Linked DNA regions of Homo sapiens: region 2 is linked to region 1. The links are chromatin loops, found by intact Hi-C in ENCODE. Cell type or tissue: Calu3. All regions are shown on one strand. Links, peaks and the distances in the headings refer to the core of each region. The heading gives the core; the rest is flanking DNA. Region 1 overlaps SUDS3 (SIN3A corepressor complex component SDS3). Region 2 holds the start of LOC105370018 (a long non-coding RNA gene).

Evidence for each region. Hi-C counts contacts between places; a loop is a spot of excess contacts. Peaks named below come from ENCODE experiments on the same cell type or tissue, not always from the same donor. Only the 100,000 strongest peaks of a DNase experiment are listed, where the experiment ranks them.
Region 2: it touches region 1 in a loop (14-fold over the local background); 6 of 110 quality-filtered maps call a loop at or near these places.

What each region holds. Positions count from the first base shown.
Region 1 is chr12:118,400,794-118,409,256 of GRCh38, forward strand. SUDS3 (SIN3A corepressor complex component SDS3) reads left to right here. Exons shown (of 12, transcript NM_022491.3): 8 at 966-1,027; 9 at 1,190-1,211; 10 at 2,619-2,724. Among named protein-coding and RNA genes, the nearest start is that of SUDS3, 28 kb to the left of the region's middle. RefSeq lists an enhancer at 4,205-4,254. In Calu3, for the core only: CTCF peaks have their summits at 4,290 (motif pointing right) and 4,502; a DNase peak (open chromatin) is centred at 4,308.
Region 2 is chr12:118,833,378-118,841,840 of GRCh38, forward strand. It overlaps LOC107984472 (a long non-coding RNA gene), which reads left to right. Exons shown (of 3, transcript XR_001749170.1): 3 at 1,228-1,262. LOC105370018 (a long non-coding RNA gene) reads left to right here and starts at 4,112. Exons shown (of 8, transcript XR_945422.3): 1 at 4,112-4,213; 2 at 4,422-4,619; 3 at 7,473-7,569; 4 at 8,176-8,353. LINC02439 (long intergenic non-protein coding RNA 2439) reads right to left here and starts at 159. Exons shown (of 3, transcript NR_134997.1): 1 at 10-159. In Calu3, for the core only: no CTCF peak of the experiment used is centred there; no DNase peak of the experiment used is centred there.

The sequences.
Region 1 (8,463 bases), core at 237-8,236:
AAGACTGTGGAATCCTATGTTTATCCGTTTGCTAGGGTACACATGGCCGTTGTCCTACAGAAAATAGTAACATTTAACTGGAAAGCGTGTGTTAAATGTTTGTCCACAGGTCAGGGGTTGCTCATTTTATCATGGTAGTCCTCATTTGCTACTGCTTTTGGTGGGAGAGATGTATAGAGTTGTGATTTGGAAAGGTGCTTTGCATGCAAAGTTCAGCCTGGTTTTAATGCTAACATCAAGATTCAGGGGCATCTGAAAACTTGATGTGCCTTAATTTTTTCACCTGTAATTTTCCACCTTCCAACTGTAAAATGAAGGCAGTAATATCTACCTTTATGTACCTCTGTTATCTATGTCCATAATGTAGTGGATTGCAACCTGTTTTTAAATTAAAGCAAATGAGATTTCAGTCAGACATAAAGCAGCCCTTTAATCATAAAAATGGTAACGGAAACAGGAAAGATGGAGAAGCGTTGTTTCTGTTCCTTTCGAGGAGATGGTGAATAGCTCTCTGCCCAAAATGGCTTAGTCATTTGTGTACCATCAGGAAAGGGCATAACTTCAGGTTGCTTCTCCTTCACAACAGGAGTTAAGTTGCTGAGGGAAGATTGGCCTTACCTTGGGTGAGTGTGTGTGGAAGTCTTTAGATCTTTGGAACAAAAGCGCTTTATACATTCATGATGAAATTCTTATTTTACTGTTTCCTTTGCTGTGTTATTGTAGATGCCTAATGAAGCTCATTCCACCTTCTCATCCTAGCAGTGGGGGATGTGAATTCTTTTATGTATTGAAGTACCATGACATTTAGTAGGAGAATCATAAATTTCTAAGAAGCAAACTGTTACTGTAGAAACATCATTTAACAAAATCATACTTTGTAAATTCTAAAATACTGGTACCATTGTGTTGATTACTCTTTGCCTGGAAACTGTACTTTTCACATACAGTCCTTTAACTCTCAACACCCCAGCTAAACTATTTGTTAACAGATGAACAGATCATGGAGGATCTGAGAACATTAAATAAGGTACGGTTTGACTTTTTTGATTTATTTGAAAACTCAGGCTTTTGTGGTTTTCTGATTTTGTTTGTTAACATGTTACTTGTTAATCATTATGATACCTTTGACACCTGAAGTTGCACCTGAAATGATTTTCTCTAAGATTTTTTGTTGTTGTTCTTCCTACAGCTTAAGTCACCCAAGAGACCAGGTGAGTGCATGATGTGTTGGCATTTGTGCAACCTTTTTATCATGTTGTTGGAAAAGGGTGTGAATACCTGTCAGGAAATGGTTGCAATTTTCAAAAATGAAATGTTCATCATTTGCCTAAGAGTAGTCATCATGAAAACTGAAGGGGACCTTAACTATACCCCTCCCTGATTTCTTTTTTTTTCATAACCCCTGCTTTGTTGTTTTTATTTTTTTCTTAGGATTTATCATAAAAGAGACATTTGATTGATTGATTGATTTCCTTCTGTGTAGGCATCAGGCATAAGATTTAAGTACACATCCATTTTTGAAAATGAAACCAGAAGGATTTTTAAGTATTACTGGCTTTCTAAAGCCAAGTCCTAGGCAGTTCTGCTCCCGTGGCTTTTCGTGGCCTGACTCTGGTAAGGCATTCCAAGGCTGCTCTGACTCGCAGTTCATAGAAGAGACCAACCAGCTCAGTATTCATAGTTGTTCCTTCCGGAACAGCACTTGAGATCATCAGTGCTAGCTGCCAACTAGAATTCTGAATTGGTGACATCTTTTTTTTGTTTAAAGCACCATGATTACTCGATTACTCGATTACTCACACATCCCTCTACTTACTGAGTCTTGTGGAAGAAAACAAGAGTCTTCTTTTTCTAGGTAATATCTTCCTGGGGGCCACTGCGGTCCACAGACATCCTGACCTTCTGAGGCACGATGGGGAGGGGTGAGGGAGTTGTGTGAGTGTAAAGTTAGTAGTTCTTTAAGTGATTCCTTTTTTTTTTTTTTGGATTATGGAGTCTTGCTCTGTCGCCAGGCTGGAGTGCAGTGGCGTGAACTCGGCTCAGTGCAACCTCCGACTCCCAGGTTCAAGTGATTCTCCTGTCTCAGCTTCCCAAGTAGCTAGGACAACAGGCATGTGCCACCACACCCAGCTAACTTTTGTATTTTTACTAGAGATGGGGTTTCACCATGTTGGCCAGGATGGTCTCATCTGTTGACCTCGTGATTCACCTGCCTCAGCCTCCCAAAATGCTGGAATCACAGGTGTGCGCCACCGCACCCTGCTGAAAACGATTGCATTTTTAAGAGATTTTCATAATACTTGCCCTTTGATCACCAGGGCTTTAGTCCTACTCTAAGTGACCTTATGTATTTGCACATTTGACCTTAATCTTCCTGAAACCCAGGTGTCTCTTCCATTTGAGAGGCTAATCTGCCTTGCCTACTTCCCAGGGTTGCTTTGATGATCAAGTTTAGATGGAATATACAAGAGTTTTGCTGAAATCCCATGCATTATCACTGTAAGGGCTCAGTGATGATTATTACCACATTCTGATAGTGTTTCAATTAAAGCATGTTAACTGGTAGACTCGCATGTGTTTGTTACATTCTTAGTCACGTAAGTATTGGTTTCCTCCAGCATCTCCATCCTCTCCTGAGCACTTGCCTGCAACACCCGCGGAATCTCCAGCCCAGAGGTTCGAAGCTCGGATAGAAGATGGCAAACTGTACTATGACAAAAGATGGTATGTTATGGGAAAACCTGGACTAGTAAGAGTCTCATATGAACCACTTGGAAAGAGGGCTGGGGCTATTGTAGTTATTTCAGATCACGGCTGCTGCTAAACTTACATAGTACTAAAAGTAGAAACCCATTAAAAAATGTATTAGCAGTCATTTAATCAATACTTCCGGTGGATCTTTGAAAGCAGCGTTTCCCAAAACCATGTTCTGCTCCCCTTCCTTCTCCATTCTGGTGTCTCTGTACTAGAATTTGCAGGCTGGTATCTTGTGTGGTACCCCTGCCAACTGGGGCTGGGGTGTATGTCCCCCCTCTGACCCCTCTTACCTCTGCTCCTGTGTGCTAAGGTTAATAGGTGCTCTTCGGATTAAAGGATTTTGTGGTCAAATCAGTTTGGGGGATGATCATGTTAATTAAGATAAGTGGGTTGCTCCCTTGTAGTACCCTTTGGGTCCTGCGATATGCTAATGTACACTGTGAATTTCTAAGATGTTATTAGATGTTTTTTGATGACACATACCCTTTTTTCTTACATGATCCAGCTGCAAAAGTGGTCAAGGACACTTGCTTGGGGGAACTGTATCCTAAAACATTCCTAGTTTGTTTTTTGTTTTTTGAGACGGAGTCTTGCTCTGTCGCCAGGCTGGAGTGCAGTGGCGTAATCTCGGCTCACTGCAACCTCCGCCTTCCAGGTTCAAGCGATTCTCCTGCCTCAGCCTCCCGAGTAGCTGGGATTGCAGGCACCCGCCACCATGCCCAGCTAGTTTTTGTATTTTTAGTAGACACGAGGTTTCGCCATGTTGGCCAGGTTGGTCTCGAACTCCTGACCTCACATGATATTACTGCCTTGGCCTCCCAAAGTGCTGGGATTACAGGCATGAGCCACTGTGTCCTGCATTCCTGGTTTACATTGAAGACTCTTTGAAACGTTCAGACCGCCTAGCATTTTTCATTGGAAAGGTAATGGCAAAACAGTATGAAAGAACCTTAAAAGCTCATACTTTTGTTCATTCAACAAACATTTCTTCTGTTCTGTATTACGCTTTCTGCTAGATATGAAATGGATACTGCCATCATTTCTCAGGTCTTTTCATTCTGATATATTTCTTTTTATTCTTTATCCATATGCAGGCATAGTCTATTCATTCTAAGGCATAGTGGACATACGGTTTGCTTTGCCTTTCTGTTTGGTTATATTGAGAATGTTTTTCTGGGTTACTGTAAGGTGTCTCATTATCATTTATAATGGCTATATAATGACCCTTTGAGTTTCAGTATCTAACCAAAAGTTCCAAAATTGGGGTAATGATTATTTATTTTGAATTCTTAAAAAAACCCAGCATTGTGTTAGGTTGGTTACCCGATAACATTGTACTTGTCAAAAATGCTTAGGGTTCTAGTCATGGCCGAAGTAAATCATTTCCACCTATTAAGTTGCAGTGAGTTAATTGCCCAGTAGATGCTGGAGGCTGGCTTTATCTCTAAGGCTGATCTTGATGACTTCTTCCCCTCTGAGTTGGTGTTCTTTGGCATTCTTCAGAAAGGTCGGTTTGTGTTATATCTTAACATTATGTCTCAGAACACATCGCCACTAGGTGGCAGGCTCTAACAGCTTAACACTGAGAAGGGCAAAATGAGATGAAAAATGTTTCTAATAATGAAAACCAAATAACCTTTAAAGATCAAGCCCACACATAAGAACCATCTTTGAAAATGATGAGATTTATCACTAACATTTTTACAAATCTATGAGTCTTAAAGCCATGTGATATTTCCAGTGATGTTCATTTTGTAATTGTGTTGCTTTGAATCTTCCTCTTTCTAAGCTTAATCCTCAGACTTTACGAGACATGTCTTGAGGGTGAAAATGCAGTAAAATAAAATTCTTGTTTTTTTAAAGAAGAGATCCACAATGTCTGGTGTTTCCTAATGTAAACAAAATGATCAGATTTGATGTGTTAGAACTCCTAAGCATTTTGAAGGAATTTTCACCATCTTTCTTACATTAACAGCAGAAATTTAGAAAATAATGTCACTGGATGCATTTTACTTTTTCAGTGAAATTGAAATTGCTTATTCTCTTGTTAAATATACTTTGAGAATGTTGTTTTTTTTCTCTATTCTGTATACTTTTCATTTTTGGCCTTGGCAGTCAGAGATCATAATGCAGTTGTTGAAGGTGGGTCTCCCTCTTCCCCAATGACAATTGAAAAGTGTTCCTGGGAATACTGGCTGAGGTGTTCACTGGTGCAGTGCCAGCCTCTCCCATCTCACCAGGCTCATGTTTGGCTTTTGTATCAGTTTGGAGGTTTTGTTTTTCTTTCTTTGGCAGACGTGGCCTGTGGCTGAGAGGTCAGCTACATTGCTTTATGCTCTTTCCAGAGGGTATGGAGTATTTTGGTGCAGCCGTATTTTTGGCAGAAGATGTCTTCCTGAGTTTTAAATGACTTCAGCAAAACAAATGGGATTCAGGCATCGCATCTTGGTGTGAATACTTGCCAAGCTCCCTTTCATTTTGAAAGATAAGGATCTTCCCTTTGCCTTGGTCTTATACTGCTTTTAAGGCATTCTATATCATGCTATGTAAATTTGCCTCACATTTTGATTTGGACTAATGATCTCTCAAAAAATACTGTGAAAAAGTAGCTGATATTTGAAAATAACTAATTGATGGTACGGGTGGACTTCTGTTTTTCTCTCCTTGTTTTAAATCTGGGGCTGCCTGTGAGTCAGAAACGAAGCCACCCACTTGCTCAAGAGCATTTTCCCCTTCAGCCTTCGGTCGACACAAAAGACTTAAAACAGTGAATATTTACCAGTAGAATTGGGACTCCTTGAGGTTCTGTAGCTATAACGTGGACTCACTTATTGGGGAAATAAAGTGTTAATACCAGGATTCTCAGTAGGATACAAAATTAAATTAATTTTCCTACCTCCTCGCCCCACTTTTGTGTCCACCTTCTTAAGAAATTGCTTTTCGAAAATAGTACAGTAGTGGTAATTTCTAGTTTTGTTCGGTTTAATAGTAGAGGTTCAAAGCTTTAAGAACTTAATTGTAGAGATTCCCAGGTCAGAATTTCCATTAGTTACAAAGTAATAGAGTCAGTTTGACATTTGGGGCTTAGTCTTTGAGGCTATTTAAATATCTTTTTTCAGCAGCTGAGTTGCAGCTTGTAAAACAGGTTAATTGGCCTAAAAAAAAAACGCACATTTTTACTACCCTGTTGATGTTGCTTCGTAGCACATTTTATATCTAAACATATTTTTAAATTTCTTCCCCCCCCTTTGATTTTTCTTTAGAAATTAAAAAGTAAATTCTTATGTTAAGGTTGTCACATACTTCTTGGTTTCATCTTTAACCGCCCCCGCCCCCCCATATGAACACTTCATTTTTTATTTTTTTGAGACAGGGTCTCACTGTCCCCCAGGCTGGCATGCAGTGGTGTGATCATAGCTCACTGGAGCCTTGATCCCCCTGGCTCAAGCGATCTTCCCACTTTGGCCTCCCGAGTAGCTGGGACTACAGTCCTCCATTACCATGCCTGGCTAATGTTTTTTTGATTTTTAGTAGAGATGAGGTCTTGCTATGTTGCCCAGGCTGTCCTCAAACTCCTGAGCTGAAGTGATCCTCCTGCCTCAGCCTCCCAAAGTGCTGGGATTACAGGTATGAGCCCTGAACACTTTAATATCTAAGGACTTATCTTTTCAGAGAATTCAAATAATTTAATAGATTTGGTATCTAGGGATAATGGTTCCCCCAAGACATCGTGTAGTGCATGAGGATCCCTTGAAGGTCTCAGAGACTGCGGTTCAGGAGGGACCTGGTGATCAGTTGGTTTGGAAGTTGGCTGCTTTGGGAAGCATGTTGGCCACCTCTACTTTGGAGCAAATAGGGACCAATGGTGGACATTCAGGCCACCACCATTCAGTGATTCCAAAGGAGGCGGATCTGGGAGGTGGCCACATTCCCAAGTTCCAGACCACTTCCCAGAGGTAATAGACCAGCTTGCATTGTTTACTCTGGGTGTTCGCTTTTAAGTCAGTTGAATTTCTTGGGTTTGGGTTCTAAGTACCACTGAAGGAAAATACAATGCATCTCATGAGAATTGTTGGAATAGCCTTCCAGAGTCAGCTGTTTTCTTTAAAAGACCTTTGTGAGGATATGATACATGGATACACATGTAACATGTATATGTGTTATTTTTGGTTTTTTTTTTTTTTTTGAGACAGAGTCTCGCTCTGTCGCCCAGGCTGGAGTGCAGTGGCGCAATCTTGGCTCACTGCAGACTCCGCCTCCCAGGTTCAAGCGATTCTCCTACCTCAGCCTCCTGAGTAGCTGGGACTACAGGCACACGCCAATATGCCTGGCTAATTTTTTGTATTTTATTTATTTATTTATATTTTTTGAGACAGAGTCTCGCACTGTCACCCAGGCTGGAGTGCAGTGGCGCCATCTCAGCTCACTGCAACCTCCGCCTCCCGAGTTCAAGCTGTTCTCTCCCTCAGCCTCCCAAGTAGCTGGGACTACAGGCACCCGCCACCACGCCCAGCTAATTTTTGTATTTTTAGTACAGACGGGGTTTCACCATGTTCGCCAGGATGGCCTCTATCTCCTGACCTCGTGATATACCCGCCTCGGCCTCCCAAAGTGCTGGGATTACAGGCGTAAGCCACTACGCCTGGCCAATTTTTTGTATTTTAGTAGAGACGGGGTTTCACCTTGTTGCCCAGGCTGGTCTCGAACCCCTGAGCTCAGGCAATCCACCCACCTTGGCCTCCCAAAGTGCTAGGATTACAAGCATGAGCCACCATACCTGGCCAGTTTTTTTTTTTTTTTTGAGACAGAGTCTCGTTCTTCCAGCCAGGCTGGAGTGCAGTGGCATGATCTCAGCCCACTGCAGTCCCTGCCTCCTGGGTTCAAGCAATTCTTGTGCTTCAGCCTCCCGAGTACCTGGGATTACAAGCGCACACCACCATGCTGGCTAATTTTTGTAATTTTAGTAGAGATGGGGGTTTCACCATGTTGGTCGGGCTGGTCTTGAACTCCTGACCTCAAGTGATCCACCCACCTCGGCCTCCCGCAGTGCTGGGATTACAGGCGTGAGCCACTGCACCCAGCTGTAACATGTGTATGTTTTATCATAAACACAGGAACATAGTTGACATAGTTTTTTTTGGTTTTTTTTTTTTTACCTACCAGTATATGGAGCATGTTTCCACACTCGTAATATTCTACACCACATCCATGACCTTTCTTTATTAAAGTGTTTAGAAAGTTGTATCAGAATGACTTGAGGGTAGTTGCATTTTGTTTTGTGTCTTTATCTCTTTAATAACTTACAGTCCCTTTAGAACAACTGTGAGTATTCTCCCTCTGTATTTTTATTTTAACCATTACTCAAGACATGACTGTTTACATAGGAGAGCTGGCTCAGATGTGAGAGAGAAACAAGGGGAAGTGTTAGTGTTAGTATGAACTTAGCCTTTTCTTATGCATTGTACAGTTCGGCCCTTGTGATAATACATATTTAGCATAATGAAGGTCCCCTGCCAGTTTACCAACTAATAAAGGGCCAAAAGCAACTTTAAAACTTGCATTTAAACCATTCTCGCTGTTCTAATTGAATTTAAAATTCTTTTTTTTTTTTTTTTAAGATAGAGTCTCGCTCTGTTGCTCAGGCTGGAGTGCAGTGGCATGATCTTGGCTTGCTGCAAGCTCCGCCTCCGGGGTCAAGCAATTCTC
Region 2 (8,463 bases), core at 338-8,337, 430 kb after region 1:
AAGACCCACCGAGAGCCCAGACTCATCTGTGCTAGTGGGAAACCTTTCTGCTTCTGTTCCCTTTGAGAGACCTCACTTTATTCAAGTCTCACATTCGGCTCCCCTCTTTGCAGAGCCCCAAATCCATGTCCCTTGTTGCCATAGTGACATTAGAACTCCAGCCCTCAGCCGCTCGGAGCTTGTGTTCTGTGTCTGAACTCCCCCGGGTTGCCCTGGTCTCAGCTGGAGTTCACCCACATAGTATTTAGTTCTTTTTGTTTTACTTTTGACCCTTTGGGGTGGGTGTTCTTTTGTTTGAGCCTGGCTCTCCATTACTTAATTATTTCTAATTAGCATTTTTGTGGCATTGAGGTTGCCTGTGCCCGTCAATGGGTCATGTTCCCAGGAGTCTATGTCTTTCAATCAGCAGTGTGGTTGGATGATTCTACTCACTGGAGTTACATCAGTGAAAGACCAGAAGGCCCTGCCCTCAGGGGTCTTACATTCTAGTATGGGGAGATGAAGTATAAACAATAAATAGATACACATGGAATATATAAGTCAGGTGATGATCTGTGTCATGGAGAAAAATAAAAGAATAAAGGAGGATGGAGGAGGAAGGGAAGGAGGGGCTAGAGGACTGATACTTTACATAGGGCAGCTGGGGAGTCCTCACTTATAAAGTGGTATTTGAGCAGAGACCTGATAGAAAAAGGAGAAGGAATGCTGTGGCTCTCTGGAGGAAGAGCATTCCAGGCAGAGGCAGTCACAGGTACGGAGGCTGTAAGGCAGGAATATGCTTGGCATGTTCCAGGGGCAACAGGGAGGTGGAAGTGGCTGGATTGGAATGAGGGAAGGGGAGTATGGAGGAGAAAGACAGAAGGTAGCTGGGTCAGAAGGTGGCAAGGACAGAAGGTAGCTGGGTCAGATCATGCAGGGACATGTTGGCCATAGGAGGGATTTGGTTTATATCATGAATAAGATTGAGGGGGTCATGAGTAGAGAAGTGATGGGATCTGACTTCAACCCAGCAATTTTGCTACTGGGTATTTATCCAAAGGAAAAGAAATCATTATATAAACAAGACACTTGCACTCATATGTTTATCGCAGCAGTATTCACAATAGCAAAGTCACAGAATCAACCTAAGTGTCTATCAATGGATGCTTGGATAAACAAAATGTGGTACATATACACAATGGAGATACTATGCAACCATAAAAAATAATGAAATCATATCTTTTGCAGCAACATGGATGGAGCTGGAGGCCATTATTCTAAGAGCAATAACTCAGAAACAGAAAATCAAGTACCGCATGTTCTCACTTATAAGTGGAAGCTAAACAGTGAGTACACACAGATACATAGATTGAAAGAATAGACACCGGGGACTCCAAAATGGGGGAGGATGGTGAGGATTTAAAACACTACCTATTGCATATAGTGTTCACTGTTTGAATGATGAGTACACTAAAAACCCAAACCTCACCATTAAACAATATATTTATGTAACAAACCATCACATGTGCCCCCTGAATCTAAAATAAAAATAAAATATTGAGCCCAGGGGCTCAAGACCACCCTGGGAAACCAACATAGAAAGACCCCCCCCATCTCTACAAAAAAATTAAAAAATTAGTCAGGTGTGGTGGCAGGTGTCTGCAAGTCCTAACTTCTCAGGAGGCTGAAGTGGGAGGATTGCTTGAGCCCAGGAGTTTGAGGCTGCAGTGAGCTATGATTATGCCATTGCACTTTAGGCTGGACAACAGAGTGAGACCCAAAATAAATAAATAAAATAAAATAAAAGTCAAAGGGGGAAAATAAATAGAATATAGGGAAGCAAGGGTAGACCAGGAGACTGCTTAGAAGCCTGTTGCATTAACCTGAGTGAGGGGGCACAGTGGCTTCGATCTGGGTAGCAACACCAGATTCTGGGAATATTTTGAAATGTGAGTTGCTGATGGATAAGATGTGGGAGATAATGAAAAGAGAGGCATTGAGGATAACTCCAGGGTTTTTGGCCTAAGCAATTGATTGGATAGAGTTGCCATTTGCTGAGATAAGAAAGACTAGGGAGGGATGGGTTTGGTAAGAGTATCAGGAGTTCAGTATTGGATATGTTAAGTCCATCATGTTACAGGACATACAGATGAAGACGTTGAGTAAGCAATGGATTATGAGACTATGGGGTTCAAGGCAGAGGCCGTGTAGCTCACGGTCTAGTGGGAAATACTGGTAAATAAATGGGCAAATTGTTCCAAAACAATGTGTAAGTGTGACTATAGTGTGAGTGTAATGGGCTAGGGAAACACACAGAAGGGACACGGACTTGTGCTGTTGGGAAATGCCATTGGAACAAGTGATATTTAAGCTGCAACCTTGAAGCCAAATTAGAATAAGGGGACAACATATTTTAGTCCAAGAAAGCAGCCTGTGCAAAGGCCCTGGGTTAAGGGGAAACATGTTGCCATTTTGGAACTAAAGACAGTTGAGTTTCACTCAAAGACAGTGGTCAGGAGGAAGGATGGAGAAAGAAGCATCACATGGTCACGTCTTGGAGGCCACAGTAAGGAGTTTAGATGATTTCATGAGCACACAAGGATATCACTGAAAAGTTTTAAGCAGGGCGCTGATGTGGTCAGATTTAACAGATGCTTCTGCTCTAGAGAGCTTTCCCCAGGAGTGTTTTGAGCCAAGTCCTGTGAGCTTATCTCCCTTGGGCCATCCCAGGCCTGCCTTCTTGTCCATCTCCATTAGCTCCACTCCCAACCTCATCAGGCTTGTCACATCTAAGTAGGTCAGGTTAGGCAGAGATGGTTCCTGGGGACTTTATCTTCCAGTGGTCAGGCCCAGACACAGGGGATAGTAATCTGCATGGACAGCCTGGCTTCCTACACTGAACTGGGGGCACCACAGGGAAAGGCAGCCTTGACTGCTTTCCAGGGCAACTCAAACAGAATAGATTTCTCTTCCTTGTGATCCATGAGTTTCCTAAAAAAGCCTCAGCCTTTGGCAGGTAAGACTGATAAGATCTAAGGCTCGAGTTTGTTGGTTTTGCCCTGGACAGCTCTTTCTCTCTATCACTAGATCATGCTAAACACTGCAGCATGGGGCATTTGAAATGCATGCGTATGTTATTCCTGGAAAGATCCTCAGAAAATCCCCCTGTGGTCTTTGGAAGTAGGATAAATCTGGATGAGGCAGATTAGGAGAAATGAACTCAGCACATAAAGACCTGAGTTCTGTTGATCTGTCATTTACTGTGTGGTCTGGGGCATAGTAATTGTCATATCTAAGCTTTAGTTTCTTCACCTTTTAAAGGAATGGGTTAAATTTGACAACTTAGGTGAAACGTACAAATCCCTCAAAGTATACAACTTAAAATTAACAGAAAAAGAAATAGAAAATCTACATAGCCCTGCATTTAAGATATTGGATTATCCTATTAAAACCTCTCCCTGCCTTTCCTCCCCTACAACTACAGGCACATTTCATCAAATATTTAAGAACAAAATAATGCCAATATCACATAAACTCCTTTATAAAATAAAGGAGAGAATTGTTTTCAACTCATTTCATTAGGCCAACATAACTCCAATAAGAAAGCCTAATGAGGATATTAATTTTTTTTTTTTTTTTGAGATGGAGTCTCTGTCACCCAGGCTGGAGTGCAGTGGCGCGATCTCAGCTCATTGCAAGCTCCGCCTCCCGGGTTCACGCCATTCTCCTGCCTCAGCCTCCAGAGTAGCTGGGACTACAGGTTCCCGCCACCACACCCAGCTAATTTTTTGTGTTTTTAGTAAAGACAGGGTTTCACCGTGTTAGCCAGGATGGTCTCGATCTCCTGACCTCGTAATTCACCTGCCTTAGCCTCCCAAAGTGCTGGGATTACAGGCATGAGCCACTGTGCCCTGCCAAGGATATTAATTTTTTTAAAAAAAGAAACTAATAGACCAAGATCTCTCACAAACACACAAAAAATTTCTTAGCAAAATATTATCAAATAGAATTTAGCAATATATAAAAATGATCAATGAGATTAGAGCAGTGGGTAATTGCCTTTCACTCTCCCATATCAAACCCTTGACAGACATCACTAATCAATTGCTTTGGTTTTTTATTCCAGCTGAATCATTCTCTGCCTAACTCTCCAGGCAGCTACTACCAATCAATTAAAGTTGGCATGTGAGAGGATATCTATTCAACATCATTGAACCAAGTAGACCCTACCAATGTAAGGCTGAGACACTATAATTCTATTATCCTATTATGATTTTGAGTTTATTTTACAGGCAAGCATTTCCTTCAGTGTGGGATGATTTACTCCAGACCAGACATGGAAAGACCAAGAATCAGTTGTTTTGCACAATTTATATGAAGGAAGAAGCCATAAAATATTAAATGCCTATCAGGACCATAACCTTGTCTGTTCTCATTTACAGTTGTATCACCAGCCCCCAAGGATAAAGTCTGACACACAGACATCCAAGACTATGGAATAAATGAGTGAATTCTGAGGGAAGCAGACAAGTGGTTCTATCTTCATAGAGTTGTTACGGTTACTGGCATTGAGTCAAGGAAAACCAGCCACAAATGATGAAACCAGGGATTAGGGTCCAACTCAAAGGCTTCCATGTGAGGTTTGGGCATCTATATCCTGATTATTCTTATATTAATAACTTCAGCCTTGTCTCTCCTCTGAATTGCAGACACATATATCCAGCTGCCTTCTTGATATTTTCACCAGGCTGCCTCAATCACTTCTTAAGCTGGTATTTTATTATAGATTACATTGCCTTCCTACTCCCCTGCCCCTAAACCTGGTCCTTTTCCATTATTTTCTGTCTCACTGAAACTCACAACCATCCATCCATTTATACATCCATTATCCATCAGACTATCTTCTAAATTTCTGAATTTATCCATTCAGAACGTAATTAATTCTCAGATATATTCACTTTTCTCTGTCTTCCCTAGGAGCGCGCTCCTCTGAGCTCCCATCCTCCCTTCTCTGAAAGACTGAAAGTCTGCTGATAGACCTCCCTGCATCTGTTCTATCCTACTCCACGCCATTTTCCACACTGCAGCTTAAGTGATCTGTTTGAAATACAAAGTACGTCATTTCCTCAGTGCTGAAAACCTGTTGGTGGCTTCTCATTGCTCATAGGAGAAACACAAAACTCTCCAGACTGGTCTACAAAGCCCTGGGTGATCTGGTCCCTGCTGTCTTCTTAAGCTGCATCACATACTACTTACCCTTTACTTTCTGTGTGTTTATCCCACGGGACTTTTCAGACCATCTGACACAGCATACTCCTTCCCACTTCTCTGCCCAGAACTCTCTTCCCCTTCCTCTTTATCTAGTTAATTCCTACATATGCTTCAGAATTCTTATCACTTCCTTGAGAAAGACTTTCCTAACCTTCCACCTTCCCCCTTTTCCCCACAGGCTATTATAAAATCTGTTCCATTCTCCCATTTATTTTAATTTATAATGAAACACTCAGTTATGTAATTACTTGATTAATTTATTAATGTCTGTCTCTCCAAGTAGAATATAAACTCCATTTGAACAGGAATCGTGTTTATTTTAGCTCCTATTATATCCCCAGGGCCTAGCACAGTGTCTGGCATTCAACAGACATTCAATAAATCATTGATTAGTAATGAGAAAAATGAATGAATGAATGAATGAATGGAGGAACCCAGTTACTTCTTATGGTAGGTTAGGGTTTCTCAATCTCGCACTGTTGACTTTTGGGGTGAGATAATTCTTTGTTGTGGGGGACTTTCCTGTGCATCGTACAATGTTTAGCAGCATTCTTTGACTCTACCAGAGATGCATCACCCCTGATGCAACAGCAAATAATGCCTCTAGACATTCTCAAATATTTCCTTGGGGACAAAATTGAGAATTGCTGTGATAAGTTACATTCAAGGTATTTGCTTGACATGTTGGGCTCTATAGTTTTTTGTTGTCCTGTGCATTATAGAATGTTTAGCAGCATCTCTGACCTCTACCTACTAGATGCCAGAGCCCTTCTCTAGTTGATAGACTCATCTGTCAATGATAGATTCATCTATCAACTAGTGCTACTTCCTGGTGTCCCTCCCTGGGTAATAAATACACTTCCTGCCCTGCTGATGTCATTACTTGGTAACACAAGTTGCTTTGGCCAATGGAGTTTCCATAGATATTAATTTCATGCCTAGAGAAGGAATTTTAAGAGCTAACAGTGATTCTAATACTGCTGCTCTTCTTCTGACTCATGACTGAGAATGGGACTGTCCTTCATTCAGTTCTGGAATAATGAAGATATGGATATAAGACAGAGCTGAACTCCGACTCAAGGAAAACTTGCAGATGACATGTACACAGGCAACAAATAAATATCTGTGGTTGTAACCCATGGACATTTTGGAGTTGTTTGTGACCACAGCATAACTTAGTGAAAGTGGTCAACAAAGACTCATTATTGGATGGTAATTGATCCAGTTGTATTCGGTTTTTTAAGGACATATGAATGGCAAAAGAATGAGGGGAAAAAGAACCAACTAGGTTCAGACTTCAAGATATTTATTCAGGTTCTTCCTGGGGCTTTTGGAGCTTTGGACCCACCATAATTGTGGAGATAATTTGATCTCATTTCTCACATTTATATGAATCTTTTCAATAATCCCTATTATCAAACCTGAGAGTGCTCCCTTTTTTTGCAACCCCAAAGAGCACATTAAAGCAAGAATGTGAACACTATATGGATAGAGAGAGAATCTGATTTATCCACTGAGGTATCACCAGCATTAGCACACTGTCAACCAGAATAGGTAGTCACTAAATGTTTATTGAGTAATTGAATCCTCATGGAGAGATTCCCATGTGCTCTTTCTCCCTTGTAGTTAGGCTATGGCCGGTGACCCACTAGCATAAGCAACACTTCTGGTCTGAGAAAGTCAAGAGGGGGGTGAGTTCTCCATTCTCTATCTCTTCCACATGCATGGCAGGAAGTGAAGAACTTTGAGATAGCAGAGTATAGATGGAAGCATCTAGGATCCCTGTGAACCATTACAGGGGAACTGTCAAGGATAGCTGATGGCACCTATTTGCATTCTCATGAGTGAGAAATAAACTTTTGTTGTCCTAACCTAGTGGTTCTCAACTGGGAATGATTTTGCCCCCCTTCCCCACCAGGGTGCATTTGGCAATGTCTGAAGACATTTTGGTTGTCATGACTAGGGAGATGCTATTGACATCTAGTGGGTAGAGGCAGAAATGCTGCTAAAAATCCTACAATGCACAGGATAACACAGGGCTGTCTAGCCCCAAAATGTCAATAACACTGAAGTTGAGAAACCCTCTGCTAAAGCACAGAAATTTGGGGGGTTTACTGGTACTGCAGCATAGCAGACCCTTTCCTCACTAAAATGATGAATAATTGAAATATATTACACATCTTACTTCTCTGACTAACAGGATATCTGTATTTTCTCCATAGAGCTAGAACCTTCACAAAGGCAATAAAGAAATTATAAATGAATTGAATAAACCAGCTGACTCCATGAGGAGCCAATGCATTTTCTAAGTGAAAACAGGTAAGTACAAGAAACTGTAAAGCCCAAATGGTGAGAATTAATGCCATGTAACTGTTAAGAGTAGAGGTTGTCATATTATGGCTCATAGGCCAAATCAGGTCCTGCCCCCCCACATCTGTTTGTATAAATAAAGTTTTATTGGAACACAGCCCTGCACATAGTCTGTGGCTGCTCTTGCACTAAAAGAACAGAGGTGAGTAGTTTCAAAAGAGACAATATGGCCTGCAAAGCCTAAAATACTTATTGTCTCACCCTTTAAGGAAAGTTTGCCAACTCCTGTTAAGAGCATAGGTTTGAGTCCCACCTCCAACACTGACTAGTTTTGTAACCATGAGAAAGTCATGTCACCTCTCTGAGCTTTAATTTTCTCATCAGTCAAATGAAGAGAGTAATAGGACCTCCCTCATATGATTGTTTAAGGACTTCATAAGTTCAAATACTTTGCCTGGCACATAAAATATGCTTAATAAATGATAGATACTATTAATAAGTTAGTACAATAAATGACATATAATAATAATAATAAAACAAAGCCACCATGTTTGCCTCAGGTGGAAGTAGATACTTCCCAGAGGCCTGGCAGTATGTTTTCTTCCTCCATCACAGACACTCCAGCAGCCTGTAAGGAAACGTGTTTATCTTGAATGCACCTGGCAGAGACGACATGGATGGGGCTGAGCTGGTGGAAAGACCCCATTTCTCAAACCCAGCTTTCTACGTGAAATTATTCAAAAGGAAACCTTATCAAGCAGCCTTCCAGCCCAGTGTCATCCATCTTCCAGAGGTAATTCAATAGCCCTTGGTAGCAGATGATTTATGGGGTGGGTGGCCGCAGGGAGGTTACTCTTTGTATTACAGGCTGTTTTTTTTAATCAATGGCCAGCAACCCACTGG